2 separate regions of the Homo sapiens genome follow, and region 1 is linked to region 2. Evidence: chromatin loops called from intact Hi-C (ENCODE). Cell type or tissue: mammary epithelial cell. All regions are shown on one strand. Each heading gives the region's core, and the rest is flanking DNA. Links, peaks and the distances in the headings are about the cores only. Region 1 overlaps DSEL-AS1 (DSEL antisense RNA 1). Region 2 has its middle 140 kb from the start of MIR5011.

The links. Peaks named below come from ENCODE experiments on the same cell type or tissue, not always from the same donor. Only the 100,000 strongest peaks of a DNase experiment are listed, where the experiment ranks them.
Region 1: it touches region 2 in a loop (6-fold over the local background); 3 of 110 quality-filtered maps call a loop at or near these places.

Annotation. Positions count from the first base shown.
Region 1 is chr18:67,837,945-67,853,792 of GRCh38, reverse strand. The region is part of intron 3 of DSEL-AS1 (DSEL antisense RNA 1); the gene reads right to left. Among named protein-coding and RNA genes, the nearest start is that of LINC01903, 31 kb to the right of the region's middle. In mammary epithelial cell, for the core only: a CTCF peak has its summit at 8,554; no DNase peak of the experiment used is centred there.
Region 2 is chr18:67,208,859-67,224,706 of GRCh38, reverse strand. No RefSeq gene overlaps it. Among named protein-coding and RNA genes, the nearest start is that of MIR5011, 140 kb to the right of the region's middle. In mammary epithelial cell, for the core only: a CTCF peak has its summit at 6,980 (motif pointing left); no DNase peak of the experiment used is centred there.

The sequences.
Region 1 (15,848 bases), core at 7,046-9,545, 630 kb before region 2:
CCTTTGCCTTCTGCCATGATTGTAAGTTTCCTGAGGCCTCCCCAGCAATGTAGAACTGTAATTCAATTAGACCTCTTTCCTTTATAAATTACCCAGTATCTGGTATTTCTTAAGAGCAGTGTGAGAATGGACTAATACAGTAAATTGGTACTGAGGTAGTGGGGCACTGCTATAAGGTTACCAGCAAATGTGGAAGCGACCTTGAAACTGCATAACGTGCAGAGGTTGAGACAGTTTGGAGGGCTCAGAAGAAGACAGGAAAATGTGGGAAAGTGTGGAACTTCCTAGAGATTTGGAGGGCTCAGAAGGCAGGAAGATGTAGGAAAGTTTGGAACTTCCTAGAGACTTACTGAATGGCTTTGACCAAAATGCTCATAGTGATATGGACAATAAAGTCCAGGTTGAAGTGGTCTCAGATGGAAATGAGGAATATATTGAGAACTGGAGCAAAGGTCACTTTTGCTATCCTTTAGCAAAGAGACTGTCAGCATTTTACCCTTGCCCTCGAGATCTGTGGAACTTTGTACCTGAGAGAGATCATCTGAAATTGGAACTTATGTTTAAAAGGGAAGCAGGGCATAAAAAGCTTGGAAAATTTGCAGACTGACAATGCAAAAGAAAAGAAAAACCCATTTTCTGAGGAGAAACTCAATTCTGCAGAAATTTGCATAAGAACAAGGAGCCAACATGAATGGAGCTGGAGGCCAGTATCCTAAGTGAACTAATGCAGAAATGGAAAACCAAATATGACATATTCTCACTTCTAAGTGGGAACTAAACATTGAGTAAATTTGTTCATAAAGTAGGGAAAAATAGACACAGGGGCCTATTTGAAGGTAGAGGGTAGAAGGAGAATAAGGATTGAAAAACTACCTATGGGGTATTATGCTTATTATGTGGGTGACAGAATAATCTGTAAACCAAACCCCCATGACACACAATTTATCTATATAACAAACATGCCCATATACCCCTGCATCTAAAATAAAAGTTAAAAAAGGGAATTGTCAGCAATAAAGAGGGACATTTCATATTGATAAAAGTTACAATATCCTAAGATGTAACAATCATATGTGTGTTTATACCTAAAAGCAGAGCTTCAAAAGACATGAAATAAATGGTGACACAACTTAAAGGAGATATAGATGAAAAGTAGAATTATCAATCTTAAACAGTCAGTAATTGATAGTACCAAGGTGTAGACAATTAGAAAAAAAATAGAATATTTGTGCAACCCATCAAACATTAACCTTAGATTTATATAACAATACTCTGAAATATGCAGAATATATATTATTTTAAGGGTACATGGTATACTCTGCAGGATATACTATAAACAGAGGTAGAAAACAAATATCAATATATGTGAAAATATTGAAATTATACAGAGTATGTTTGTAGTTTTCAGGAACTTAAAAATAATTATCAAAAATGTTTTTTAAAAAGATCTTGTGTCAACAAGCACATGAAAGGATGCTTAATGTCATTACTCATTAGAGACATGAAATCAAATCCACTACATATCTACCAAGATATGTATAATTTCTTTAAAAAATTGAATATAACAAATGTTGGTGATGAAGTGGGGAAATTGCAACCCTTACATATTGGTGGGAATCCAAAAATGGTACTGTCTGAATGGAAAGCAGTTTAGCAGTACCTCAATAAATTAAATAAAAAATTATCACACAACCCAGTTATTCTACCAAAAGAATAGAACTCAGATGTTAAAATAAAGTTATACATGGTTGATCATAAAAGTATTGTTAAAAATTGCCAAAATGTAGAAATAGCTTAAATGTTCATCAACTGTAAACAGAAAATCAAAATTAGGTATATTTACATAACAAAATATGATTTAGATATAAAAGGATAAAATACTGATTATGCTAAAGTATGGATGAACCTTGAAAATTATTATACTAAGTGAAAAAACAGACAAAAGTTCACATATTGTGAATCTATTTGTATGAAATGTCCAGAATAGGTAAATTCATAAAAACAGAAAGCAGATTAGTGTTTGCCAGGGGTGGGGGAAGGAGCAAATAGGGAGCGACTGCTTAATGGTTATGGGATTGCCTGTTTACTCTGTTGATAGTTTATATTACTGTGCAGAATCACTTTAGTTTAACGAGATCTCATTTGTCTATTTATGTTTTGGTTTGCAATTGCTTAGAGTCTTTAACAGAAAATGTTTGCCTGGTCCTATGTGCAGAATGGTGTTTCCTAGGTTATCTTTCAGGGTTTTTATAATGTTAGGCTTTACATTTAAGTCTTGAATCTATCTCGAGTTTATTTTTTTATATGGCATAAGGAAAGAGGTCCAATTTCAATCTATGTCTATGACCAGCCAGTTATCCTAGCACTTTTTATGACTGGAGAGTCCTCTTTCTATTGCTTGTTTTTGCAAACTTTGTCAAAGATCAGATGGTCGTAGGCATGTGGCCTTATTTCTGGGATCTCTTTTCTGTTCCATTGGTCTATGAGTTTGTTTTTGTATCAGTTCCATGATGTTTTGGTTACTATCGGCTTCTAGTAAAATTTGAAGGCAGGTAAAGTGATGCCTTAAGTTTTATTCTTTTTGCTTAGGATTGCCTTGGCTATTCACACTCTTGTTTAGTTTCATTTACATTGTAAGACAGTTTTATTCTCATTCTGTGAAGAATTAATTGATAGTTTGATAGCAATAACAATGCATCTATAAATTGCTTCAGGCAGTATGACCATTTTAACAACACTGAGTCTTCCTATCCGTGAGCATAGAATGGTTTTCTGTTCGTTTGTGTCACCTCTGATTTCTTTGAGCAGTGTTTTGTAATTCTTGTTGTAGAGATATTTTACCTCTCTGGTTAGATGCATTCCTAGGTATATATTTTCTTCTTTTTGTTGCTATTGTGAATGGGATTGAATTCTTGATTTCTCAGTTTGGGTGTTGTTGGTATATAGAAATGCTACTAATTTTTGTACATTGATTTTGTATCCTGAAACTTTCCTGAAGCTGCTTATCATATCAAGGAGCTTTTGGGCAGAGACTATGGGTTTTTCTAGGTATGGAGTCACATTGTCTGCAAGGAGAGATACTTTGACATCTTCACTTCCTACTTGATTCCTGTTATTTCTATATCTTGCCTGATTGCTGTGGCCAGAACTTCTAGTACCCTGTAGAATAGAAGTGGTGATAGCAGGTACATTTGCCCTATTTTGGTTTTCAAGGGGTATGTGTCTAGCTTTTGCCCATTCAGTATAATGTTGGCTGTGATTTTGTCATAGATGGCCCTTATTATTTTGAAGTATGTACCTTCAATGCTTTGTTGAGGGATTTTAACATGAAAAGATTTTGAATTTTATCAAAAGCCTTTTCTACATCTATTAACTTGATCATATGAATTTTGTTTTTTGTTCTTTTTATGTGATGAATCACATTTGTTGATTTCCATATGTTAAACTAACTTGCATGCCCAGGGATAAGATCTACTTGATCATGGTGGATTAGCTTTTTGCTGGGATGCTGAATTTGATTTCTTGGCATTTTGTTGGGGACTTTCGCACCTATGTTCATCAAGGTTATTGACCTGAAGACTTCCTTTTTTATTGTTGTATCTTTGCCAATTTTTTGTGTCAGGATGATGCTGGACTCCGAAGGAGTTAAGGAAGAGTCCCCTCTTCTCGATTTTTTGGAATAGCTTCATAAGGAATGGTACCAGCTCTTCTTTTACATCTGACAGAATTTGACGTGAACCCCTCTGGTCCTGAAATTGTTTGGTTGGCAGGCTTTTTATTACTGATTCAATTTCAGAACTCATTATTGGTCTGTTCAGGAATTCAATTTCTTTCTGGTTCAATCCCGAAAGGTTGTATGTGTCTAGGAATTTATCTATTTCCTCCAGATTTTCTAGCTTGTGTAAATAGAGGTATTCATACTAATCTCTGCAAAAACTGCATAGTAGATTTGCATTTCTATGGAGTCATGGTCTTGTACTCTGCCATTTCTGATTGTATTTATTTGGATCTTCTCTTTTTGTCTAGCTAGGAGTCTATCTTATTAATTTGTTCACAAAAGCAACTCCTGGATTCACTGATTTTTTTGTATGATTTTTTTCACTTCTCAATTTCGTTTAGTTCAGGTTCAATTTTGGTCATTTCTTGTCCTTCACTAGCTTTCAGGTTGGATTGCTCTTGTATCTCTAGTACTTCTAGTTGTGAAATTTGGTTGTTAATTTGAGATCTCTCTGACTTTTTGACATGAGCATGAAATTCCCTCTTAATATAGCCTTAAGTGTGTCTTAGATATTCTGGTATGTTGTATCTTTGTTCTCGTTAGTTTGAAAAAATGTCTTGATTTCCAACTTATTCTCATTATTTTCCCAAAAGTCATTCAGAAACAGGTTGTTTAATTTCCATGTAATTATATGGCATTGGACAATTCTCTTTGCATTGGTTTTTATTTTTTTATTGCACTGTGGTCTGAGAGTGTGGTTGGTATGAATTTCCCTTTTTTGAACATGATGAGAATTGTTTTATGTCCAATTATGTGGTCTATTTTAGAATATGTGCCATGTGCAGATGAGAAAAATCTATATTCTGTTGTTCTTTGGTGGAGTTTTCTGTAGATAACTATTTGATCCATTTGATCAAGTGTCAAATTCAGGTCCTGAATATCACTGTTAGCTTTCTGCCTCGATGATCTGTCTAATATCGTCAATGTGGTGTTGAAATCTTCCACTATTATTGTGTGGTTTACTTAGTCTTTTACTATGTCTCCAAAAACTTGATTTATCAATCTGGATGCTCCTTTGTTGGATGCATGTATGTTTAGAACAGTTAGGTCTTCTTATTGAATCGAGCCTTTATTGTTATGTAATGTCTTTCTTTGTATTTTTTAATCTTTGAGGGTTTACCGTCTATTTTGTCTGAAATTAGATTAGCAGTCCTTGCTTTTTTCTGTTTTCTGTTTGCTTGGTAAATTTTCCTCCACCTCTTTATTTTGAGCCTCTATGTGTCATTGTGTGTGAGATGTGTCTCCTGAAGATCACATACCATTGGGTCATTCGTCTTCATCCAACTTGCCACTCTGTCATTTTCTTGGGGCATTTAGCCTATTTACATTCAAGGTTAGTATTGATATGTTTGAATTTTATCTGTCTTCATGTTGCTAGCTGGTTATTTGGCAGACTTCTTTGTGTATCTGCTTTGTAGCCTCACTGGTCTATGTACTTAAGTGTGTGTTTGTATCGGTTGGTAACAGCCTTTCCTTTCTGTTTATTTAGCACTCCCTTCAAGACCTCTTATAAGGGAGGTCTGGTCGTAACAAAATGCCTTAGCATTTGCTTGTCTGGAAAGGATCTTATTTCCCCTTCTCTTATGAAGCTTAGTTTGACTGGAGATGAAATTCTTGGTTGGAAATTATTTTCTTTAATAATGCTGAATATAGCACCCTATTCTCTTCTGGCTTGTAAAGTTTCTACTGAAAGGTCCACTGTTAGCCTGATGCGTTTCTCTTTGTAGGTAACCTGCTCCTTCTCTCTAGCTGCCTTTAATATTTTTTCTTTCATTGTGACCTTGGAGGGTCTGATTATTACGTGTCTAGGGATGGTCTTCCTGTGGTCTAGGTTCTCGGCCTTTCCTGAATTTGAATGTTGGCCTCCCTAGCGAGGTTGAGGAAATTTTCATGGACAATATCCTGAAATATGCTTTCCAAGTTGCTTGCTTTCTCTCAGGGATGCCAATGAGTTACATATAGGTCTCTTTATGTAATCCTATATTTCTCTGAGGTTTGGTTCATTCTTCTTTATTTTTTTATCTATCTATTTAGTTATTTATTTTGTCTGACTGTGTTATTTTGAAGAGCAGGTCTTCGAGTTCTGAGATTCTTTCTGCCACTTGGTCAATTGTGCTATCAATGCTTGTTATTCTGACATTTTTGTTTGTATTCTGACATTTTTGAAGTGAACTTTTCATCTCTATGAGCTCAGTTTGGTTCTTTCTTAAAATGAAAATGTCATCTTTCATCTCCTGTATTGTTTTCTTGTATTCCTCAGATTCCCTGGATTGCATTTCAACTTTCTCCTGAAGGTCAATTTTCTTTGTTCTTATCCATATTCAAATTATATTCATTTCACTTCAGCCATTTCAGCTTAGTTAAGAACTATTTAGGGGAACTAGTGAGATCGTCTGGCGATAAGAAGACACTCTGGCTTTTTGAGTTGCCAGAGTTCTTCAGCTGGTTCTTTCTCAGCTTTCCGGCTGATGTCTCTTTAGTCTTTGAAGTTGCTATCCTTTAGATGAATTTTCATGTTGTTGTTGTTTTTTTTCTTTTATCTTCTTTTATGTCCTTGGGTGTTTGATTGTGGTATAAGGTGGGTTTAGTTGACTGGCTTTGTTTTTGGTAGATTTTTGAGGCGGGCCAAGGCTCAGCTCAGCCGTTCTGGGATGTGTGCTCAAACTCGGGGAAGGTGGTATTGAGCCCTCGGCTTTGTTCTCTGGCTTCTCAAAGTTTGAAACCTGCCAACTGAAGGAGCCCAGGTATTCTCAGACCCTAGCCATAACACTACAAAGGGTAGTGCCAGCCAAAGCGCTTCACCAAGCAGTGGTAGCAGAATCTGTGCGCATTCCCACACGCCAGCAGAAGTGGGGATGTGAGAATTGGCAGTACAAGGAGGTGCATGATTGTCAGCTGGGGAGGGGAGCTAGCTGGCTTAAGGCTGCCAGCCTCCATAGGGCCATTGGCAGCTGTGGTGATGGTGGCACAGGGAGTGGAAAAGGAGGAGTGGGGATGAAGGTTGGGGCCACTAGCATCCCTGTGTGCCTTGGCATCCACAAAGGAGTCACCACAGGGGTGGGGCCCTGGCAGACACAGATCTGTCAATCCCCCTGCAAGTGATCACACCTGCAGCAGTGGCAGTGCATGGGGCAGGGTCACTGGTGTCTGTGCTCCTGTTCAGGCAGGCAACAGCAGCACAGAGGAGCGGCATCATGGGGATGGTCACTGTGCTCATGCTGGCAGCAATGACACGGTGGGCTGCATGTGCACCCACCTGCCAGTGGGGAAGGGGAAGGGGGGTTCACTTGTGCATACACGTACTAGCAAAATAATGGGATGGGGTGGCCATGGGTTAATGGATGCTTGCAAAGTGGCATGGGGGAGGCTGCAGTGGGAAGAGGGCACGTATGGACTGGTATGTGGCAGAGGGGGCCTCTCTGCTGGGGCTTGCCTTTGGTCAGGTGTGGTCTGCCAGCACAGGGGCCATGATGTGGGCCCTGGGAGGCACAACAGTTGGGCTACTGAGGCTGCATTACAAGCAGTCATGGCCAGGCTGGAGTCCCTGGAGAGGCCACCAGACAGAAGGGTTCTCAGGTTGAACTGGCCCCATCTAACAAGCAACATCACCTTGCTCTGTTCAAGTCTGACAGTTCCCCTAGGGTGTCCCTGGCCATGCTCCACTGCAGAGGTTGCTGGACCAAAACCTCCGGGCTCCACACAGGCTGGAGTCCTGCCTCCTCCACCTCTCTAAGCAGCTCTTCTGTCCCAGCGCGAGTGTCCATGGGGGGTGTTGTGTCTACTGCTGCCAGGATTCCAGAGGCCCATGGACAGAGCAGGTTGCTACCTGTTCAACTCACAAGAGTCTTTGGTGGCCAGGAACAAGTCCTCGTGTGCTGTAATCCCATGCATGGTTCTCAACTTTCTCTCTGCTCAGCCCAGCATTTGTGCTTTCCCTCCATTTGCTCTAAATGCTCTCCTTCCAAGGATCTCTGCAGAATGCATTAGTCTTCTTGGTCTCCCAGTCCCTCGGTGGCAGATGTTCCTCCTAGCTGGTCTAGTCGGCCATCTTGCCTCCATCTCTCCAGTTCCCTTTTTGGAAGTCAAATTTATTTGGTATAATATAGTCATTCCAGTCTTCCAGTACTTACTTTGCACAGTTTAATTTTCAATCATATGTACTTTTTTATTGCGTTGTTTTGGTTAAAGCATGTCTCTTGCAAACAGCATATAGTTGATATTGCTTTTTCATTCATTATGAAAATATTTTAATTAGAGTGTTTAATTTGATAAAATTTAAAGTAGCTAACAATGCAGTTAATTTAGTTCCACCATTTTATAATTGATTTCCTTTAGGCTTCTTGTTTTCTGTTTCTCCTTCTGTGTTTTCTTTGAGAGTAACTGAATATTTAAAATTCTATTTAATTTATCTTTGGAATGTTTAGCTCTGTATCTTTGTATTATATCATGATGGTTACTCTACAGGTTAACATATATATCCATAAGTTTGTATAATCTACTTATAATTAATGTTGTGGTCCTTAATGGGAAATATCAAAATCTTTTAATCATATAGAGTTATCTACCTGGTCTTGTGTGTGTGTGTGTGTGTGTGTTTGTATGTATAATTCTACATACTTACCATATTCACTACAACTTGTTGCTTTAAACAATTTTTAAAAACCTTGAATTTTATAAAATCTGGTAAAACCAAAAGGTCTCCTTGGTAGCACCAGACAACCTTAAGTGGGTGATTGACAAAATCCTTTATGGCATAACACATTCCACTAAGGACCAGTTGGTTGCACTATTGAGCAAAAATTGTGGAGAGACTTTTTTGAGACAGCAGTGGATATTACTGTCACATGCCTTCCTTTTAAGCACTGTATTTCTGGAAAGCATATAAAAGTAAGATACAGAGAACCTATAAACACCTCTAAATGGATTTTTAGTAATTGCTCCCCATATGGATTTTGATTATATCCTAGAAATAGTATGTATGTTTTTGCATGATTTGAAACATTCAGCAATCAGAATGCTACGAAAGTCAGAGAGTCTGAAAGCTATTGTTTTCATTTTCTCTACCTGGGGGATTCCAAATATCTATCTGGTGATTTTTAAAGGGCAATTTATAATTGTTTAATAAAATATGCATGCACGAAGTTTTACTCTTTGCTCAAAAATTTTATTGTCCTTATTAACCTCTACAAAACTCTGATGTCAGCACGGTTGTATGTCTTTGTTGGCTGTTGTCAGCCATATTTAGCTATACAAGTATGGATGTAATGCAAAACAGGCAAAGAGTTGGCTTTTTAATTACAGGATTTTTTATGACAAATATTACAATGGAAAAAAGTGGAACAGAATAATTGAACTTTTATCATTAAAATGGCTTTAATGACAGGCCATAAAAATAAGCTGCATCATGAAGAATGAGTACATAAAAATATTTATATTGAATGGCTTATTACTATAATTGTAAGAAAAAAGGAAGTGAATCAGAAACAAAAGAGGTGATGATCAAAGAATGAGGAGAGGGAATTAGAATTAGAGCTTATGAAGTAATTCAGTTATTGATAATGACAAACCAGGTGTGACCAGGAAAATGAATAGATAGGCTGGTGGAAATGAAAATTGAAGGAGAGACTCAAGTAACTAAAGAACCACAGAATTGGAATGATTATCTCTGTTGATAGGGAAATCACCAAAAAATATAACAGGAATAAAATATTTCAGCAAGAAAGTAATATTCAGAGACAACTGCAGAAATAGCATATTTTGCTGTTAAATGGAAATTGTAGAGGCCACAGTGAATTTAAGGATTGGGAAGGAATGAGAAATTGGAACTAAATTGGTGGTGCAGTGCTGATGTGGACAGAGTGTGGTAGAAACAATTATAAACAATAGTAGAAAGTATAGAGTACTTTTGTTACCAACACAGGTGCTTGTGAAGCCTCCCTGAGTGCTGGGGGAAGAGGAATGGTAGGGGTCAGCTGACGGAGGTAAGTGGGGTGCATGGAAGTTTTTCTTATCTAGGTTCTTAGAGCTCTCGCTATTGGATGATACTCCTGCCCACTCAGTTATCATGAGTCATTAATCTGGCTATCATTTCCTTCTATTAACCTCTTCATTACATCCCCCCTTCTACCATATTTATTTATGCTCCTCAAAACAGAGAAACAATATTTTCGTTTGGTTTTTATTTAGTCTCTATACTATCACAGTATTTATCAACAAATTTCACACATCTGGTGACAAACAAATGCTGAATTAAATGTGTGATTTCTGGAATGGATTAACAACTTAATAAGTGAGAGAAGATGAATGAGACACTTTGTTTTAGTAAAGCAGCTATCAATAAAGGGGGGATCTACACAGGTTGGTAACCATTTGACTTTAAACCTCTATTATTAATTGCATTTTAATCACTTTCCATGAGTGATTATCTAAGGTGAAATCCATAATAACCTAAAAGTTTCACCATGACAATAATTATGACCAACATTTACATACAGTTTTTCATTCCATCACGTTTGTCACTTATGTTGGCAAATGTCCTTTTCATTTGATCTTTGTTTTACATATGTATGTGTATGTATGTGTGCCTATGTGCATGTATATATGTATGTATGTGTATGTATATATTCTATCCTGAATGCAATGGGGATGCTTCTAGATGTTTAAACAGGTTATCAGTTTTATCTTATCTGTGTTTTAGAAAGTTAATTTGGTAGCAGCGTAGCAAATTAATTGTTGGCCTGAGTTAGTGAGATGTGAGCATTTGTGATTGGTTTTTATTTAAATAGCAAAATTCTGTTTTGCGCTGCATAATGAAGTTTCAGTCAACTACAAAGCACATATACAAAGACAATCCTGTGAGATTATAATGTGATGAAAAATTCCTATCACCTAATGAATTTTGGCTATCATATAATGCTGTGGCACAATGCATGACTCGTGTGTTTGCTGCGGTGCTGGTGTAAAGGAACCTACTGAGCCATCATTTGTATAAAAGTGTAGCACATACAATCACGGACCATACATAATAATTGAAAATGATAATATACCACCATGTTACTTGTTTATGAATTTACTATACTATACTATTTGTCATTGTCTTAGAATATATTCCTTCTACTTATGTAATCTTCTACTTATATTAAAATAGTAAACTATAAAACAGCTTCAGGCAAGTTTTTCAGGAAGTATTCCAGAAGGCACAAGATGACAGCTTCATGTGTGTCATTACCCCTGAAGAACCTGCAGTGAGACAAGGTGTGAAAGTGGAAGACAGTGATATTGATGACCTTGACCCTGTGTGTAGGCCTACATTTATGTGTGTGCCTATGTCTTAGTATTTAACAAAAACTTTAAGAAATACATAACTTAAAAAATCAAAATGCTTACAGAATAAGGACTCAAGGATAGAAAATATTTTTGTACAGCTGCAAAATGTGTTTGTGTTTAAGCTAAGAGTTATTACAAAAAAGTCTAAAAGCTACATAATTAAAATGTATATAAAGTAAGAAAGTCACAATAAATTAAGGTTGATTTATTATCGAAGAAATACATTTTAATAATAAATTTAGTGTACTCTAAGTGTTAAATGTTTACAAAGTGATGTCCTAGGCCTTCACATTCACTCACCACTTACCCTCTCACTCACCCAGAGCAACTTCCAGTCCTGCAAGCTTCATTTGTGTTGTGTCCTATATTCCATTTTTTATCTTTTACACCATATTTTTACTGTAATTTTGCTGCAATTACCTACAGCATTCAGTAAAGTAACATGCTGTACAGTGTTGTAGCCTAGGAGTAATAGGCAACACCACATGGCCCAGGTACAGTAAGCTGCATCATCTAGGTTTGGGTAAGTACACTCTATGAGGCTCACACAACAAAATCTCCTAACAACCCATCTCTCAGAACATATCTTCCTTATTAAGCAATGCATGGTGGAAGATTGATTTGTAAAACTCTTCCCAACCACTGGTTTTAGAGGAACAAAAATATGTATTTTTAAGAAAATATCCAAGCTATTCCTGCCAAAAGTTACTTAATTGATCGAGGAAAAGGATATACAAATCACCCGCCTTCCCATCTGCTGATAAATAGTGGTGAAAACCAATGTTGCTCTTCCATCTGCCCAGTGACATTTCTGCACACCTGTCACACGAAAAAAATCTCAAGTCACTTAGCTCAGACTCAGGAAGTTAGCAGTGGTGTGAGTCCAAAGATAGTATCCATTCCCAATAACACCAGGAAAATTATGTTATTTAAGAGGTAACATGTAAGTCAAGAATGTATCTTATAAGGAAAGAAATGCTAAATTACTTACAAAAGTTTTTTAAAATAGTAAATAACTAGGCTCAATAAAAGTACCAAGTATAGCCGCTTACCCTAAAGAACATTTAATAAAATAGGAAAGAAAAACATGTACAAATGGCCAAATAACAATAGTTCAGAGATATAGTTCAACCTTGGGTGCTGTTTTGCATGCATAGGCCTGTTGTGATAAGGTGAAATTGGAAGCTGGAAGGCTGTATGGCAGAATATGTTTTCTGAAATACTTTTTTTCTTACTCTGACAGATGTTTCATATTTTAAGAATATGATTATTTTGTCATATTCTCTCCAATATAAGAAATAGATGTCTAGAGTAACATAGTTAAAATATGTAATGCTTGAGTCTAACACTATTTCTCTATGGCTTGGCAGTACAATCTTATATCCATGAAAGGAAATAGACTCTTCCTAATTCTACAGGATATTAAATGCATTAATCTGAACAATACAAATTGCATTACAGTTTATATCCTCACAAGAGACATTCTAACATATTTCCTAAAATTTTTATATTTATCATGCTTATTTTTTGTTTTCCTCTTCTTGCTCAGAGCAAGAAGAAAAATGAAAGGCTATTTTAATATCTAATTTTTAGAATGTATCTACCATGCAGTTTTTTAATTTTTGCTATTATTATCCCTAGACATGGGCAAGTGAAATTAGGCTATTTTAAACTGCATACATTGAGGAAGACGAAGGAATCATTCCAAAAATTAAAAAAAAATAAAAATTGTTACTAGAATAAGAGTTCCACGAAGGCAAAGCAACAGATGTATACTAAACATATAACTTCAATCTTATGCAGATACAGCTTTCAAATATTACATAAAATGTCGCTCAAAAACAATTATGTGTGTCTACACATATTTGAAAGCAGGAAACAAATATGTTTACAACATACATTACTTTTGTTTTTTAGGCAAGATAAGATATTCTACCTTCAAAACCACCAGCACTGTTCGCAATAACTATACATACGAGGAATTCTGCAACAGTTGTTGAATGCAGTAGCAATTTTAACAACAGTGTTCCCTTTGGCATATTATAATGCATATTAGCTGCCATCTGTGCTTGATGAGACAGCTTGACCAGTGGTCACAGGCTGATCCCTGACCTCTGTCAGCAATTGTCTATGCATGGCTGCCTCTACATCAAAGGTCATGAGCAAAAGCCTTGGTGAACGGTCCACAGCCGTTATAGACAGATATAGATGACTACCAAAGTTAAATCAATATGACCTTTTAATATCATTCTCAAAAATCGTGTAGTAGAAAGGCATGGGTGTCAAATATATTAGAAATTCAAAGCCAGATTACAAAACTTACATGTATTGATAATAAGCTGTGTGCTAAAAACGTTACATGTAATTCTGTATTGCCTTAGTCATTTTCACAAGAATATAGGCTTCTGTTTTGATAAGAAATACTAAGGAAGTTGAATTAAGGTTTATAATAAACACATATCTTTAAAATGCCTTTACTTGGGCACCTAATGCTTTATAATTATTTATTGTCAAACATAAAGAACATACAATGGAAGTTATTAATTGAAGTGGGGTCAATGTAATTTGTTTTTTGTGAAACTTAAATAATATTAAATCAGTGATAAACTAAAGGTATAAATAATCATTTTGTTGTATTGTCAATAGTACAGTAAAGTTTTGAATAAAGTAGACTTAGGCTGTGAAAATTTATCAAGATTATTTCCTTCATGAAAGTAAGTTTTATATGTATTAACATAGCAACTATGGAATACAAACAAAACAGAAAACTCTGCAATAAAATAAAACTTAAAAATACCTAGGAGGAGAGGTGGAGCAAGATGACAGATTAGAAGACTCTATGAATTGTTCCTCCTGCAAGGACACCAATTTAACCACTATCTACACACACATAAAAAAAAGCACCTTCATGAAAATAAAAAATCAGATGAGCACTCAGAGTATCTGGTTTTACCTTCATGTTGCTGAAAGAGGCACTGAAGAGATAGGGAAAACAGTCCTGAATCGCCAACACCATCCCTCTCCTATCCCCTGGCAGTGGCAGCATGGGACAGAGATCACTTCTATGCACCAGGGAGAGGGAGAGTGCAGCAATTATGAGTCGTTGAACTCAATGCTACGTTATTATAGCAGAAAGTAAAACAAAACCAAACTCAACTGATACAGAGGGAGCATTTAAACCAGCTGGGGTGGAGTTATGAATCCCAGCAGTTGGAACTTCAGTTCCTACAAGCTTCACCACTGTGAGATAAAATTCTCTGGGGCCCTAAATAAACTTGGAAGGTAGTCTAGACCACAAAGATTGCAACTCCTAGGTGAGTCCTAGTGCTGAACTAAGCCCAGAGACAACGCACTGGAATGACAGGTGACCTACTGAGACACCAGTCTGAAAAGCTAAAAAGGAGTGCTGGCATCAACTCTTCCCTAACTCTGGGCTGCACAGCCCATGGCTCCGAAAGAGACCCGTTCCTTCTGCTTAAGGAGGAAAAAGAGAATAGTGGGGAGGACTTTGTCTTGTTTCTTGGATATTAGCCCAGCTACAGCAACCCAGGGTAACTGTCAGAGTCATGAGGTCCCTTTTCCAAGCCCAGCTCCTAGACAACATGTCTAGACACACCCTGGATCAGAAGGGAAGCTGCTGCCTTGAAGTAAAGGACTCAGTCCTCACAGGATTCTCACCTGCTAACTAAAGAGCTCTAGGGCCCTGAATAACCAGCAGTGACAACCAGGCACTACGTTGAGGGCGTTTGGCGAAACTCTGAAACTTGCTGGATTCAGGTCAGACTCAGCACATTCCCAGTTGTTTCGACTGCAAGGTGAGATTCCTTCTACTTGAGAAAAGTGGAGACCAGAATAAAGGGGGCTTTGTCTTGCACCTTAGGTACCAGCTCAACCACAGAGGGTTAAAGCAGTAAGCAGGCTCTGGAGGTTCCTGATTCCAGAATGTGGCTCTTGGACAGCATTTCTGGACCTGCCCTAGGGGAGCCCACTATCCTGATGGCTGAGTCCCAGGCCAGGTAGCATTCACCACAAGTTGACTGAAGAATCCCTGAGCCATAAGGTAGCATTGGTGGTAGTCTGGCAGTACTCGCTGTGGGCCTGTGATGACAGTGACCATGAGACGAGGGTCACCTGCCATTCAAAAGGGAAGAAAAGGATAGAAAGGACTATGTATTGTGATTTTAGTGTCAGTTCAGCTGCAATAAAATACAATACCAGGTAGAATTCTAAGGTTTTTGACTGTGGATCCTGGATCCTAGACAGCACCTCTGGACCCACTTGTGGCCTGGGGAGCTTGATTCTCTGAAGGAAAGGACACAGGCCTGGCTGGATTTGCCACCTGCTGTTTGGACCCAGGGCCTTCAGCAAACATAAGCAGTAGCCAGAGCGTAGTTACAGCAGGCCTTGAGCAAGACCCAGTGCTGCTCTGATTCTGAAGTCAGTCTGGGTCTGACCCAGTGAAGTCCTAGTGGTGGTGGCCACTGGGGTGGTGGTGGCTGGCTTTAGAGAGAGAGAAAGGAGAGAGAAGAAAAGAAGGAAAGAAAGAAGGAAGGGAGAAAAGAAGGAAGAAAGGAAGGAAGGAAGGAAAGAAGGAAGGAAGGAAGGAAAGAAGGAAGGAAGGAAGGAAAGGGAGGGAAGGAAAGGAGATGCGATACATTATATCAACAGAATGGAGGACAGAAACCATATCATTTCAATTGATGCTATTAATAAAATTCAACATCTCTTCATAATAAAATCTCTC
Region 2 (15,848 bases), core at 5,753-8,252:
CTCAATTTGTTAAGTATACAAAAGGACCCAACTTAAATGGCAAATTGTTTAGTTGTCAGATAACTCTAATGACTTATTTATTTTTATATCTTCTTTCCAAAACTAAGCAAGTTTACATCTAAAATAGAATGCTGAAATTGTACTTTGAATGTTTATAGTAATTGATAAGAAAAACAAAATTCCTTAAACAATCACTTACACAATGCTTTAAAAAAATTAACATGATCTAGGTTGTAAAGGGTTGTTTAGCAAAGGAAATGCTTATGACCCAGCAGTTACACTTGTTCTATGTTCTCAAAATATATGGGCACAAATAGTTAACTAACATTCCTAAAGCATCCTTGCATAATATTGAGACAATTGGCCATGGTGCTAAGATAATCAAGAGATTTTTTTTTTTAGAGTAGTCTTTAACTATACAATATGTAAAGTGAGAATACACTCTAATACTTTAAAATGTAGGTTCATGTAATGTAAAAAAAGAAAAGTACATACTAAATCTGAATCTTATCTTAAAATAATAAAATGATTCAAACAAGTTTAAAGACATAAAACAATAATTTCAAATTTTAATAAAATATATTTGTGATGAACTTCTAAAGAATTTGAGTATTAAAGAAATAAAACTTTAAACAATGTAGATAAATATTTTGGTGGAAAGGTATAATAATACATATATAGTATTTTAGTTTTCTTATGAGTGTTACTTTTAATTTATATCTACGTGTTAGTTTTAAGATGACATTTCACTACATAAAAGCAATTTCAAATCACTATATTACATTTTTTCAAGTAAAAAGATAAGTAGTTTTAAATTCAAATATTCTTCAAATAGTAAACTAATTCAAGCATCATTTTCATGCAACAAAACAGCTTAATGGAACTAATTTTTTAAATGCCCTAAATGGTAATATCTACTTTCCAAGGAAATTAAATTAGTCTTATAAAACAAGTAAGAATTATTTTAGATTTTAATATTTAGCTAATTTTCTTAATTGCTATAAGCTTACTTTAGCTATCCGCACTCATTCTTACTTCAGACAGCCTTAAAGAGTAAAATTCAATATTCAGAGTATATATTTCCAACCTGTTCTCAGTAGAGGGCTATCTTCTCTCAGATTATGTATAACCTTCTGAGTTTTCACATTTAATCCTTAAATAGGAATGAGGCATCTTTTTGCCTTTTATTTTAGTTTAGAAGGATGAGTTAAAACTTTCTAATTTTGATCATGTTGGGCAGGTCTTGACCTTCTGCTGGTCCAAGAGGTTGATTTTTACTGAAAGAAAATAAGAAATACAAGGCACTTTTTAACAGGAGGTACTATTTCTCTCTCGTCTTTAATTAAATAAAAAGTCTAGTAGTTATTGATTCTGTGGTTTCCAGCCTTAAACAACTGCACTCAGAATGGCCAAAGATAGCCATTGCTGCAGTTTCTACTAATACACTTGAATAGCATCACAAAAGCAATTAGAGATATGTTGAGCAGTTTGCAGTTCACTTTATGTCTGTATTCTGAGATGTTTGGAAGCTAATAAGCAAGAAAAATAGTATCAGCTCTTTGTTTTGCTACTACTCTCACTAAGCTCATTTGTCAGACAAGATCTGAGAACATGTCAGCAATATGTCTTATTAGTAAAACAAACTGAAAACCTGCCTGGCTTAGGTCATGCTGCAATACAAATGATACCACTTATGACAAGAAATATGAGGAAATAAATTACTTTTCAGTTAAGGACCACAACAGAGAAAATACTGACCCCATGTTAGCATGATAAAACTTCTACCACTGGAACTAAAACAGATTGTCAGGCTTAATGAACATTCAACTGATTATTTGAATGAAACTCTTTGCCAAAGAACATTTTAGTACTTGAATATTATTTTGTAAAACTATATTAAATATGGAGGTTTAATATTTTATTAGCCATCATTAAAAAGAACACTTCTGAAAAGGAAGGGGAATTTGAAGTTATTTAGTATTTTAAAATAAGATTGAATAAATACATGTATACACTTTTTTTTTTTTTTTTTTTTTGAGACCGTGTCTCACTCTCTTGCCCAGGCTGGAGTGCAGTGGCACAATCTCAGCTCCCTGCAGCCTCCACCTCCTGGGTTCAAGCAGTTCTCATGCCTCAGACTCCCAAGTAACTGGGACTACAGATGCATGCCACCATGTCACCATGTCCAGCTAATTTTTTTTTTATATATATTTTTTAGTAGAATTGAGGTTTCACCATGTTGGCCAGGCTGATCTTGAACTCCTGCGCTTAGGTGATCTGCCTGCCTCGGCCTCCCAAAGTGCTGTGATTACAGGTGTGAGCCACTGTGCCCGGCCCATACATATAAGTTATTCATGTAATCTCAATCGAAACATTCATATTTGCTCTGGAATTAAGAGAAATTATAAATTGGTCTATACATTGATGAATGAAAAAGATCTACCAGTCTATTGTAGCTTGTTATAGTAGCCTGAATGAATGAAAACCGTTTCTCCCATTGGAAAACATATACTTGATGCTGTTGATAAATCCTATCTCCCTAAGCTTCTAACCACTTCACCAGTGTGTTTAGAAACAGAAGATTAAAATACAATCTTTAATACCAAATGATATATCTTACCTAATTTGTACTTCAGTAACAAATTTACTCTAAATTAAAATTTTTACAGGATTTAAAAATACTAAATAAATTTGTGGAAATAGAGAATCGTGCTAAATTTAGTTCTTATATATTGATGCATAAAAAATTAATAGATAAATACACATATAGTTTGATACCATATATGCTTTAAAACTACTAAGCAATACCAGATAAATTTAACATTTACATAGCACAAATATAGCTAATATTCATCAGACAATATGTGTCTCGTGTTTTTCTTTGGGGTTAAACATATATTAAGCCATTTAACTTAAGAGGTAGTCTTTATCTTCATTTTCAGATGGTACAATTATGAATGTAGAAGTAATTTTCCCTAAATTGCATAGGTCTGGCTCTTGGGTTGATGTTCTTTACATCTCATGTGTTTCTTTGGGGTTAAACAGCCATTTAACATGAGGTAGTCTTTATCTTCATTTTCAGATGGTAAAATTTTCTCCAAATTACACAGAGTATGGTTCTTGGGTTGACGTTCTTTAGGCTGAAATATCCAGTCTTAATCATGAATACAATGGAGACCAGGACAGAAGATATTCTGTATCAAACAATGAATGGTCATTGTGGGGCGGTGAAGGGAAGGAGGTTGTGTGATTTCAGGAGAGTGATTCGCCCATGGATAGATAAAGTTTAAAATTGTATCAAAAATCGTCTGAATAATCCCTTTTTCCACCATAATAGAGCAAGGTTCAACTGGCAAATGTACACATATTTTTATAAATAGACACACACACTTCTTGCACAGTATTTTGGCTAATCTAGTTAGAATAACACCATAAATCTTTACAATAGATTCCAGAAAGCTTTTGTGTTATTCTCTGTTACACGACGTTATTGACGGTAGAAGCTTTAAAAAGGAAAGGTTTCTTTAAAGACAGTTTACTCCAGTGTTTCTCAAATATATTTCTGAGAAATTCAGGGAACAAAAAGGGTTGGATGTGAGGTAGGAATGAGGAAAAATAATTTTGTCTGCTGAGCTCCAGAACTGGCTTCGATGAAAACAGATCCACTTTTTATATATAAAAATATATTTTTATAGATATAGACAGTACAAGTGCCGTTTTGCTACCTGGATACATTGTGTAGTGTTGAAGCCTGAGCTTTGAGTGTAACTATCACCTGAATAGTGTACATTGCGCTCACTAAGTAATTTCTCATCCCTGACCCCCATCCCACCATCTCATTCATCTGAGTCTCTGATGTCTGTATTTCCACTCTCTAAGTCCGTGTGTGCACATTATATAGCTCCCAACTATACTTAAGATCATGCAGTATTTGACTTTCTGTTTCTGAGTTATTTCACTGAAGATAATGGCCTCTAGTCCCATCCAGGTTGCTGCAAAAGACAAGATTTCATTCTTTTTATGGCTGAGAAGCATTCCATTGTACATAAACAACAATGGATACAGATCCACTTTTACATGGTGTGTTAGATTCCTAGGGCTGCCATGAATAGAACCATAAATCGGGTGTTTTAGGATAACCTAAACTGAATCTCTCACAGTTTTGAAGGCTTGGAGTCTGAAATCAAGATGCTGGCAGGGATCATTCCTTCGGAAGGCTGTGAAAGAGAACGTGTTCCTGTCTTCTCTTCGTTCCTGGCTGCTGGTTTCCCAACAATCTCGGGTTTCTTGCAGACGCATGGCTCAATCCCTCCATCCTCACATAGTGGGGTCAAGTCATTAATTAGACCCAGATACTCTCCCTATTTTAAAGTCAGTCGATTTTGGACTTCATGTCTTCCAAATCCCTTCACATCAGTGTATAGATTCGTGTTAGACAGCACGGCGGCTGGGAAGTGTGTGCACACAAGGAGCGGTAAACCTGCAGTGTTCTTTTCGTTTTCTGGACCAGTAGTAACCAAGTGCCACAAACTTACTGGCTTTGAACAACACAAATATATTGTCTCACAGTTTTGGAGGCTCGGAGTCCTAAATCAAGGTGTTGATTTTGGCTGTTGGTTGGGCCAGGCTCTCTCAGAAACCTGTCGGGGAATTTCTTCCAGCTTTTGGTGTGATGCCAGCGTTTTCCGGTGTTCCTTTCCTTCATCTCCATATGGCATTCTCCTGTGTTGCTTTACATCATCTTCCCTCTGGGAATGTTTATCTCTATGTCCAGATTTCCCTTTTTTTGAGGACACCAGTCATATGGGATTAGAGTTCATCCTAATGACCTACTTTTAACTTGATTACCTCTCTAAAGATCCTATTTCTAAATAAGCCCATATTCTGAGTTACTGGAGGTTAGGATTTAAACATATCCTTTTCAAGGTGGCAGAATTCAACCAACAACACTGTTTTACGTGATGGACTTCTGACTGTATTTATTTGGTTTGAAACAAGAAATTCATGACTACAAACAACTTTATGGACAAAATTTTAGAAGTTTCTTATAGCCAAGAGATAGTAAGTTTAATAAAATTCATGTGCCTTAGAAGTAAATTTGGAATATACATTAAAGTAGAAAATGCACTTATTCTTGTAATCAACAATTCTACTTCTATATATTCATTCAAGAAAACCCCCACAAAACTCTTACATCTGTTCATAAGCAAATATTCACAACAGTATCAATTATAACATTTCTATAAAATAGGAATCAAGTAAAAAAAACATTAACAAGAATATCTATAGTGGTGTCATAGTTGTAAAAGGAAATTCTATAATTTCCTAAAATAAGGAAACAGAGGTATATGTATCAACTTATGTATCAACTATGTATCAACCTAATGTAGGCAATTGTAACATGATGGTATTTGTGTATCTATATATAACTAACATTGAAAATGTAGAGTAAAAATGCAGCATAAAAGATTTAAAAAAGGATACACCTGCTTAGAGCACTCCTGAGTGGAGCTTGCAGGACTGGAAGTTGCTCTAGGTGATATAGTGTATAAGTCGTGAAGAATGTGATGGTCTAGGACATCACTTTACACACATACTGGAGGCTTTAGAAACAGTGTATACTAAGGTTACACCACATTTATTTAAATGTTTTTCTTTCTTCAATAATACATTAACTTTAGCTTACTGTAACTTATTTACTTTACAAACTTGTTAATTTTTTAAACTTTTGACACTTAAACACATTGTATAGCTACACAAAAATATTTTCTTTCTGAGCATCGTTATTCTACATGCTTTTTCCTCTTTTTAAAATTTTTATGTTTTTACTTTTTTAACTATTTTTTTTTTTTTTTTTGAAAACTAGGACACAAATGTACTCATTGGCCTAGGCCTACACAGGGCCAGGATCATCGAGAGGTCCCTAGGGCATGTGACTTTAAAGGACCTTCAACAATTAGTCATTGACTGAAACATTATGTGGCTCATGACTGTAAATGCATATTGCAGAACCTCACAAATAGTAATGCACTATGATACAATCCACATGGTTAATTAAATGCTTAAATATATTAGCAATATTATAAAAGTTGCACATGAGAACTAAGTACTCAGTTTAGAATGGTGATTACCTTCATAATATTACCTCCGGGATGGGAGAAAGGCCTGGTTTTAGAAGAAATAATTGGATTTCTTTCTATAATATTAATGTGAAAACTGAAGAAATACTGCAATTGTTATGATTTGATAAATTGTGATTTGGCATTTTGTTATGATTTCCCTTGATAAATCTAAGCACTGGTGATTATTACTTTACTACATTTTGTTTTCTTAACTTATGAACATTTCATGAAAAAAAATCGAAAACAACTGAAAGGAGGCACCATAGTTCTAAGATTGGGTACTCTAGATTCTAATTCTGAAATCAAATGTATTACTACAAGCAAGGGATGTAAACTCCCTTGGGTACCTTTTTATCTCAAACAAGATTTACTTCTGAGAGAACATTATGAGGGACAAATGAGGGGAAAGTGTTTTGAAATTCTGAAAGCCCTATTTAAAACTAAAGTATTATAAAAGCATTGAAACAATTGAGCCAGTTTTTGCTTGCTTGTTTGTGAGTTTTTTTTCTGTAAATTAAAATAGTGTAGATTGGTGATCTAAAATATGGAGAATTATGATGAGATTAAGGTAGTGTTCTGGAGAGATTTACTTTTCAATTGTTCTTATTTATTTATTTATTGGCTAAACTCAAGATAAACTAAATACGAATTAGACAAAAAGCTATTTTCGCAAAACATTAAAGATATTTATAAATGATTTTACTTGTTTCAATATGTGATTAAATTAATAATATGTTCTTCTAAAGATGACTGCTGTTCACACATTCTTACTAATCCACCGCAAATGTTTGGGTATCTGGAACGGTGGACTGATTAATGGTAGAAGCCCGCCATCTGGTGGATACACTAAGAACTGTGACACATCCTTAAACTTATCAGAAAAACCAGAAAATTTGGATTTCCTGGTGCCTTTCTGGGTTTCTGGGTGCATTTGCTTTCCACATATTTATTTACATTTTATTGTCGAGTAATCCAAATTGCTGTTTAAATACATGCATATGCCGATACACACTTTCACACACATGCACACTGAGCAGCCCTAATGGACTTTCAGACAACAGATAATATGAAGTGCTATGATAAGACTCTGAGAATTTTTGCACAACACGGTGCTGTTTACCTTGAAATCTACTATCTTAACAAATCTGTTTATACTGCCTTTGAAATAATTTAAACAACTTTAATTCATAGTGATTTGCAAAAAAAGAGTGTCATGTACATCTTATATTCCTTTTGGTGCAGCCTTCCCCTCTTTTTACTCCTGAACAATTCAACTAAATGTGTCATTGAAATCCCCAGCTTCCATCCCCAGAAAACTCACACATACACATCAATGAGAAAAATAAGATAGAATGCACTCTGTTTTTCCCTCTAAGCGAAAGTGTTTCAATGGGGTTTCTGTTCAACCCTTAGGGTTCCATATTCTCTAAGGGCTTCTGGAAGAAATGATGATTTTTAAAAACACTCTTTGTTTTTACTTTGCTTGTTTCATGATGCTCAGGGTGATACACTGTTAGCTATTTTGTTACAAGTCTCTCAGTACTCCCTGGCAGTGTGCATTCCAATCATGTTTGCTTGCTTAAATTCATTCTTAGTTTTTTTGGAAAGAAAGAGAGTTGCCCATTGATTGGTGGTGAGTGGTGCTTTGTTCAGAGGAAAGATTAAGAGGCAGATTAATAGGCTGACAATATTGGTCTCTTCAAAATTATTCTCCCAAGCTCCCTTGACACACCTGTGGTTTACAAGGCAAAGCCTTCTAGTGTAAAACAAAGTAGGAGGGGAATTTACAAACTAACAAAGGCCTTTTTCTGTGCTATAATTCAGCTGCTCCTCCATGGCTGATATGTTCTTACTGCGCAACCTGCAGACATGGATCATACAGATCAGAGGTGAATCTCATTGCCATTGTTTAACATTTTGTTGACGTTTTCTCATTTACTTATTATATTTCTGCTCATATTTTCATAGGAGCTGGGTTTTGCAAACGTGTGCTACTGGGGCAAGATATGACACACAAGAGGAGGAATACAGGTCTCAGCCAATGGGCAATTCTAATGGGGTTATTGATGCAGAATTTCAACCCATCTGCTGCATCTCCTTTCATGAGTGCGACCATGAAAGCCAGGTTTACAAACAGGGCCACTTACCAGTGGGGTTTATATAGGACAGAAACCCACGTTGCCCTGTCCCAATGTGAACCATCTGTGAAAAAAGTGTACAAAGGCACCCAGGGCTCCCGCAAAGCCAAGAATTCCCAAGCACAACCCAGGGCTACTGAAGAATCAAGGCACTGATTATTTTGAGAGCCTGTTGGGATCTTAAAGATTTTTGTTAAACCAAAAAAGTTACCTCCTATGAAAAAGGTTGGGGAACAAGTAATTTATTTATTAGCAGAAATTTTGCCCAGCAGAGGAAACAAAACAAAAAAGACAAGACATAACACAACTGGTAAAGAAATTCACATATAAATTAGACTGAATAAAATATTAGGACAAAATGCAGTGTGAGAACACGAAAAGATCCCACTCTCAAACAGTACTGAAAGGTGGCAACGTGCTAGCAGCCCTCGCTCGCTCTGGGTTGCTCCTCAGCCTCGGTGTCTGTTCTGACCGGGCTCGAGGAGCCCTTCAGCCTGCCGCTGTACTATGGGGACCCCTCTCTGGGGCTGGCCAAGGCCGGAGCCGGCTCCCTCTGCTAGCGGGGAGGTGTGGAGGGAGAGCCTGGGCGCGCGCGGGTTCCGGGTGGGCGCGGGCTCCGTGGGCCCTGCATTCAGCACGGCCGGCTGGCGCCTGCTGGGCTTGATGGGGGGACCAGCTCCCTCTGGGCTGCCGGAGTGCCCGGGAGAGGTGCCGCAAAGTCCCCTGGGAAATGCTATTGAAAGGTGAAGCTGGTTGGGCTTCTGGGTCGGGTGGGGACTTGGAGAACTTTTCTGTCTAGCTAAAGGATTGTAAACGCACCAATCAGCACTCTGTCTAGCTAGAGGTTTATAAATGCACCAATCAGCACTCTGTGTCTAGCTAAAGGTTTGTAACCACACCAATCAGCACTTTGTGTCTAGCTAAAAGTCTGCTGGGGACTTGAACAACTTTTGTGTCTAGCTAAAGGATTGTAAACACACCAATAAGCACTCTGTCTAGCTTAAGGATTGTAAATGCACCAATCAGCACGCTGTCAAAACGGACCAATCAGCTCTCTATAAAATGGACCAATCAGCTCTCTGTAAAATAGACCAATCAGCAAGATGTTGGTGGGGCCAGATAAGGGAATAAAAGCAGGCCACCTGAGCCAGCAGCGGCAACCGCTTGGGGTCACCTTCCACACTGTGGAAGCTTTGTACTTTCACTCTTCACAATAAGTCTTGCTGCTACTGACTCTTTGGGTCCATGCTGCCTTTATGAGCTGCAACACTCACTGTGAAGGTCTGCGGCTTCACTCCTGAGGCCAGCGAGACCACGAACCCACCGGAAGGAACGAACAACTCTAGACGTGCCGCCTTTAAGAGCTGTAACACTCACAGTGAAGGTCTGCAGCTTCACTCCTGAAGTCAGTGAGACGACGAACCCACCAGAAGGAAGAAGCTCCAGACACATCTGAACATCTGAAGGAACAAACTCCGGACACACCATCTTTAAGAACCGTAACACTCACCGCGAGGGTCCCCGGCTTCATTCTTGAAGTCAGCGAGACCAGGAACCCACCAGTTCCGGACACAGTACCATAAATGTATTGAACACACTGACAATGCTAAGGAAGTTCAGTGTGATCAACTAAAAATAATTAATATACTTAACTTAATAATCCAAATGATTTTATCAATAAATGTCACATTGTAGTGTTTGTAAAATTTGCCAACAATGGTGAAATTCAACATTATTTTCCATTGTAATGAGCTGCCCCAAACAATGAGAGGGGTAGGTATGATTTATGTTTTATTTTTATATCTACACACAAAAGATATATCTTGGAAAATCTGCATTGGCATCTGCTTTCATGGTGCCCATCAATGTTTGTTTCTGCAACAAGTTTCACCTCTCTGGATGAAAAAGTAAAATTAAAGTCCTGATTTTTTGAAACAGAATGTTTTCTTTGCAGAAAGATGCTCTTGTCAAAAACTCTTGGGTATGAAATTTAAAAAAATAGTTTGGGATGATGTTATGAAACAGTCAAGGGCTGATCAATTAAGTCTGTCAAACAATTATGTGGAAATCATAATAGAGAATGCATAATTCTTCTGCTACATTGAATAAATGAGTGGCTTAGCAGAGAAAGATTTCTCCCCAGGATATTTTAAGGGAAAGGTGAATTGCTGGAACACTTCCAGGAAAATAGTACAACACGTATTTTGTTTGCTTTGAAGACTGAAGGCAGCTTTGGATGTAGCCCACTTAGCAAAAATGGCTCATCAAATCAACCAGATGGGTAGTCTCTAAATGAGACAAGAGAAAATGTTTTAACTTTACGTGGATGTAGAAGGAAATCCAATCTTTGGAAGGACACGTTTCAATAGGAAATTTTGAAATATTTCCATTCTCATGTGGGCTTCAGAGTGAAGAGGGTATCAGGAAGTCTCAAATCTTGCTGAAAACCAAACCACTTAAAAGAATTTCAGGACTAAACTGAAAAATATATTCCCGCTTTTCAACACAAGTGTGAAACCAGATGACAGACCTGTTCAGTGAAACTTCTGCTTGGCCTCAGAAATTGACACTGTGAGAAGACAAAGAATTTTGTGAGGTAAAATCTCATTATGAATGTACTCCAGATGAGAAATATTGATCTGCCTCTAGACAAGTTTTGGATTTCAGTGAAAACAATGTACATTTTGCTGCAGTTTTCAACTCCATACATGAAAGCGAATTTCTTTTTGTTTAACAAGCTCTGTGAGCCAGGCAGGATGGAAATGGACTTATTTCACTTGAAAATAAAATATATGTGAGCTTATTTCAACCTCTACCAAGAATTGCATATTTGTTCAGCTAAAAGCAATAACAAGTTTCATATTAAAATAAAAATTAAATTGTTTAGGCCCGAGGAAGAAATGGATGATTCACTTGATTCTTTTTCCAAAAGGTACTATTTATAAGATGATCATGTCAGGAGACAAAGTGTGAGGTCTAATCTCTGGATTAGAAAAGGTTGGTAGTGAATCCCCATAAGCCTGAAGGAAAAATGATTAGAGACCTGCAAGGAGACAGTCTACTAGAACAGAGCTTCTCAGACTATCTGGAGTAAAGAATCCAGTTCAGCTTATTCACCGCTGGTGGGAACGTAAATTAGTTCAACCATTGTGGAAAGCAACAAGATGATTCCTCAAATAACTTAAAATAGAACTGCCATTCGACCCCACCATCTCATTACTGGGTATATACCCAAAGGAATATAAATCGTTCTATCATAAAGACACATGCATGCATATGTTCACTGCAGCACTATTCACAATAGCAAAGATATGGAGTCAACCTAAATGCTCATCCATAGTAGGCTGGATAAAGAAAATGTGGCACATAACCACCAGGGAAGATTATGCAGCTATAAAATGAGATAATGTCCTTTGCAGGAATATGCATGCAGCTAGAGGCCATTATCCTTAGCAAACTAATGCGGGAACAGAAAACCAAATACTGCATGTTCTCATAAGTGGGAGCTAAATGATAAGAACACTTGGACATAGAAAGGAACAACAGAGACCAGAGTCTACCTGAGGGTGAAGATGGGAGGAGGGAGTGGATCAGAAAAAATAACTATTGGGTACTAGCCTTAGTGCCTTGGTAATGAAACAATCTGTACCACAAACCCCCGTGACATGAGTTTACCTGTATAACAAACCTGCACATGTACCCTTGAACTTAAAATAGTTTTTATTTTTTAAAAAGATCCATCTCAGTGTAGTTAGTTCCTTTTGAGTATTTTCTCTATTTTCGGCAGCTTCTTCTCAGTCTCCAACATTTTAAAATTAAGATGGAGGACTCTGGCTTATTTTTTCTTTCCCATATTGACTCCTTTGGTGATTGCGTTTGGTCTAATATATTTGTATAACATGCCTATGCCAGTGACTCCAAAATTTATATCTATGTTTACAAACTTTCCCCTGATTTACTAACTCCTATAAGCAACTGCCTACTTGACTTGTTCACCGAGACATTGACTAGGCATCACATCTTTACACGTTAAAAGTTTAGATCCTGTCTGAACTACTTGAGAACTGTGCTTTCTCTCCATCACATACACTGGCAATATCATCGTTTCAGTTCATCAGGGCAAAAAGTTAGAATCATCGTCATATTCCTGTTTTTCTCAAAGTGCACTTCTCTCAATCAGAAAATTCTATAGGCTCTACCCTCGAAGTATATCCTATCTCTATTCACTTTTAATGAGAAAATGGTTATGTCCTGGGCGGAGACACCATCATCTCTTAGCTGAAAAATTCAATCATTGTCCCTGCTTGTGCCCTCTTTCAGTCCATATTCAACATAACCACTCTGCCCTGTCACATATAGTCAGTTATTTCCCTTCCTAAAAACACTCAGTGGCTTCCATCTCACTCAAATTCGAAGCCGATGATCTGCGATAACTAACAAGACCTAGTAATTCATTCCCAGTATTTTTTTCCTAATAATTCCCTCTCGCTTACTTCCCTCACTTGCACTGGTCTCCTAGTAACTTAAACGCCAAGGACACACTGTCATTTGAGGGTGTGTGCATTGCTAGTCCCTCTGACTGGATAGTTCTCTTCTGATAGCCTCAAGTCTCACTCTCTCACATTCTTCAGATCTCTGCTCACATGTTACTTTCACATCTTTCCTAACACACCCACTTAAAATTACAGCTGCTTGCAATGTGTATTCTCCTTCTATGCCTTCTAACTCCCAAGTTATTTTCTACCATCGTTTATGTTTTGCTTTATTATTTTGTTTCTTGGCTCTTTCTATAAGCCACAATATTAAATTCCATGAATTCTTAGGTTCTTGGCTGCTTAGTTAACTGATATATCCATAATATCCAGAACAGATCCTAGCAAATAGTAGGTGGTTAATAAATGTTTGTTAATATTTTAAAAATGCATTGCTCATTCAACATTTCAATGTTTTTCAGGGAGCGATGATCCATCTTATGCATTCTTGTTTGATTTATTCATAACAAAATTGAATATTATCATTTTTGCTCACTCCTTTAGTTAATTCTTTTTGATCTGTAATGCCCTGGAGAGGAAAAAGGCCAAGAAATGTTGAGAACAACCTTCTTGACATCTCTTCTCTTTTGATGTTAGTCCTGCAAATTCTCCCTGCCTTGTCGGCTCTTAGATACCTTCAAATTGATATTTTTATTTTAAGTATATTTTATTTGTTCTCAGAATGAAGGTTTTTGAAATTACCTGGATGCTTATTTCTGGAAGTGGAATTTTTAATATTAAACTCTAGATATCTACCTAGTTTTAGTTACTCGTCTTGAAAAATCCTGAGTATCCTGACCATGAAAGTTTTCTGCTGAGTTGCAGAGGGGTACATTATTACTTTTATAAAAGGAGCAGTGCAAGTGACACATTTCTTAACTTTCTATAAGGATATGTGATGTATGTGTGTCTGTGTGTATACACACATTTTATATATATATGTGTTATATATATAAATGTATATGTGTATATGTGTGTATGTATATAAATGTATATGTATATACATGTGTGTGTATATATATGTATATATACACACACATACATACATACATATTTAGAGACTTTTTTTTTAGAGAAGTTTTAGGTTCACAGCAAAGTTGAGAAGAAGGTACAGAGATTTCCCATACACCTTCTTTCTGAACACATGCATAGCTTCCCCCATTACCAACATTTCCCACCAGAGTGAGACATTTGCTACAATTAATGAACTGGCACATCACTATCACCCAAATACTACAGTTTACATACAGGTTCAGTCTTTGCATTTATATATATTTGCGTATATATATGCTAAAACATATAATTATACTGGCTTCACAATCACAGTTTTAAAATTTCCTCATAAGTTTCTTAATTATTGTTAGCACACTGTGGCCTGTACTCCTCAATGACTTTTGATGACCAGTTTCTTGAACTTTATGTAACCATATAATATGAATGTAGTAAAGAAAATAGATACTTTGCTTCCTTGTACCAGTTCCAGAATGGTTCCAGAAATGTTACAGAAAAAATGTATTTTTAGCTACTTTTATTATTATTACAATAAGATACACACACATATATATATATATTTGACAACAAAACAACTCTGGCTGTAGGTAACTATATATGAAGGCATTAAGAAATATAGGGAAGGACACTATAAATCTATACTCCAATCAGTCACAGCTGATTCGTTTCTAGAACAAACACATTTTTTTCTATCTATTTCTAAAAAATTGTATGCTTTACTCATAAATGTTTTAAGGAAGGATGGCCCACTGAAAACAAAGTGCTGGACTCTTGGCTAAAAAAAAGTAATCCGAATAACCAGTTTCTTGTATTGGCAAGGTCGCCAAGACTCAGTAAAGAGTTTGATTACAGCTAGTTGTTTTGGGAATAATGGCATTAAAATTAATAATAAGCTTGCCAGTGCATTTATAAATTATAAAATGAATTAACGTAGCACCATGCCAATTAAATTTCCAACAGTTGTTGCAGCCATAACAAAAATATTGGCAAACTGTTATTTTATCAGGTTAAAAGTTCTGAGAATAAACTCATTCCAAAGTTTACAAAAACATCAAATAAGGAGCATGCTAATTATAATCTATTTTTTCTTTGCATCTAAAGAGCCAGGCATTGCCTATTTGACACTTCTTTAATTATTTCTAATTTTTCAAAATTAAAAGAGTTTCCTAACTACTACAGTTCAGGCAGGATCTTGTCACAAGAAATACAGAAAACCATCAATTGTCTTTCCGTTCATTATCACATTAATTCTGTCTGAATCAATATACTTTAGAACACATACAACTTTCAAGCATTTCAGAAAAAAATTATATGCAGTATTGGACGTAACCATAACATAGAAAACTCATGAGATCAACTTCTTTGGACTTCAGACATTATGGAAAACGTTCATCAGTGTTAGTTGAGTTGTCCTATTATTATATCATATGTGAAAATCAAGAGATCAAATGCTTTCTTATGGTGGTTTCTCCTCTCGATATACTTTTGTAATTGATTTATCACTATCTTGTTGAAAGGATAAACCTAAACTTAAATGGCTTAAACTTCATAGCACAAAGTGGTGACCATGGGACAAACACAGACTATGGAGCTGCCCCACCAAGGGCATGCTGAATATAAAGCCATACTTGATGCTAGCAGGAGTGAGACAACTCACAACTACAATTCTGGAGTTGAGAGAAGTGGTAATTATCAACTCTGTGTTTTTGCTATAAATCATTATCAGTTTTACTGATGAATAATTCCCAAGAACATAGAAAACTGCATGGCAAACAAAGAGTAGATTTCACATGTATATTTGTTGCATTGTTGAACTTCTCATTAAGCCACAGGATTGGGCAGTCAGTGGAGAGATTGATTCCAGAGTTTTACTGAGAAACACACATGTACACACAGAGTATTTTAAAAATAAACATATCTGGTTTAATTGGCTTGTTAAAATACTGTAGAGATTGAATATACATTAATCTTTTGCTCTTGTTACTTCACCAAATACTAAAAATAAAATCATAATTGTTTAGGATAGTGAATCGCTGCGAAGCCCA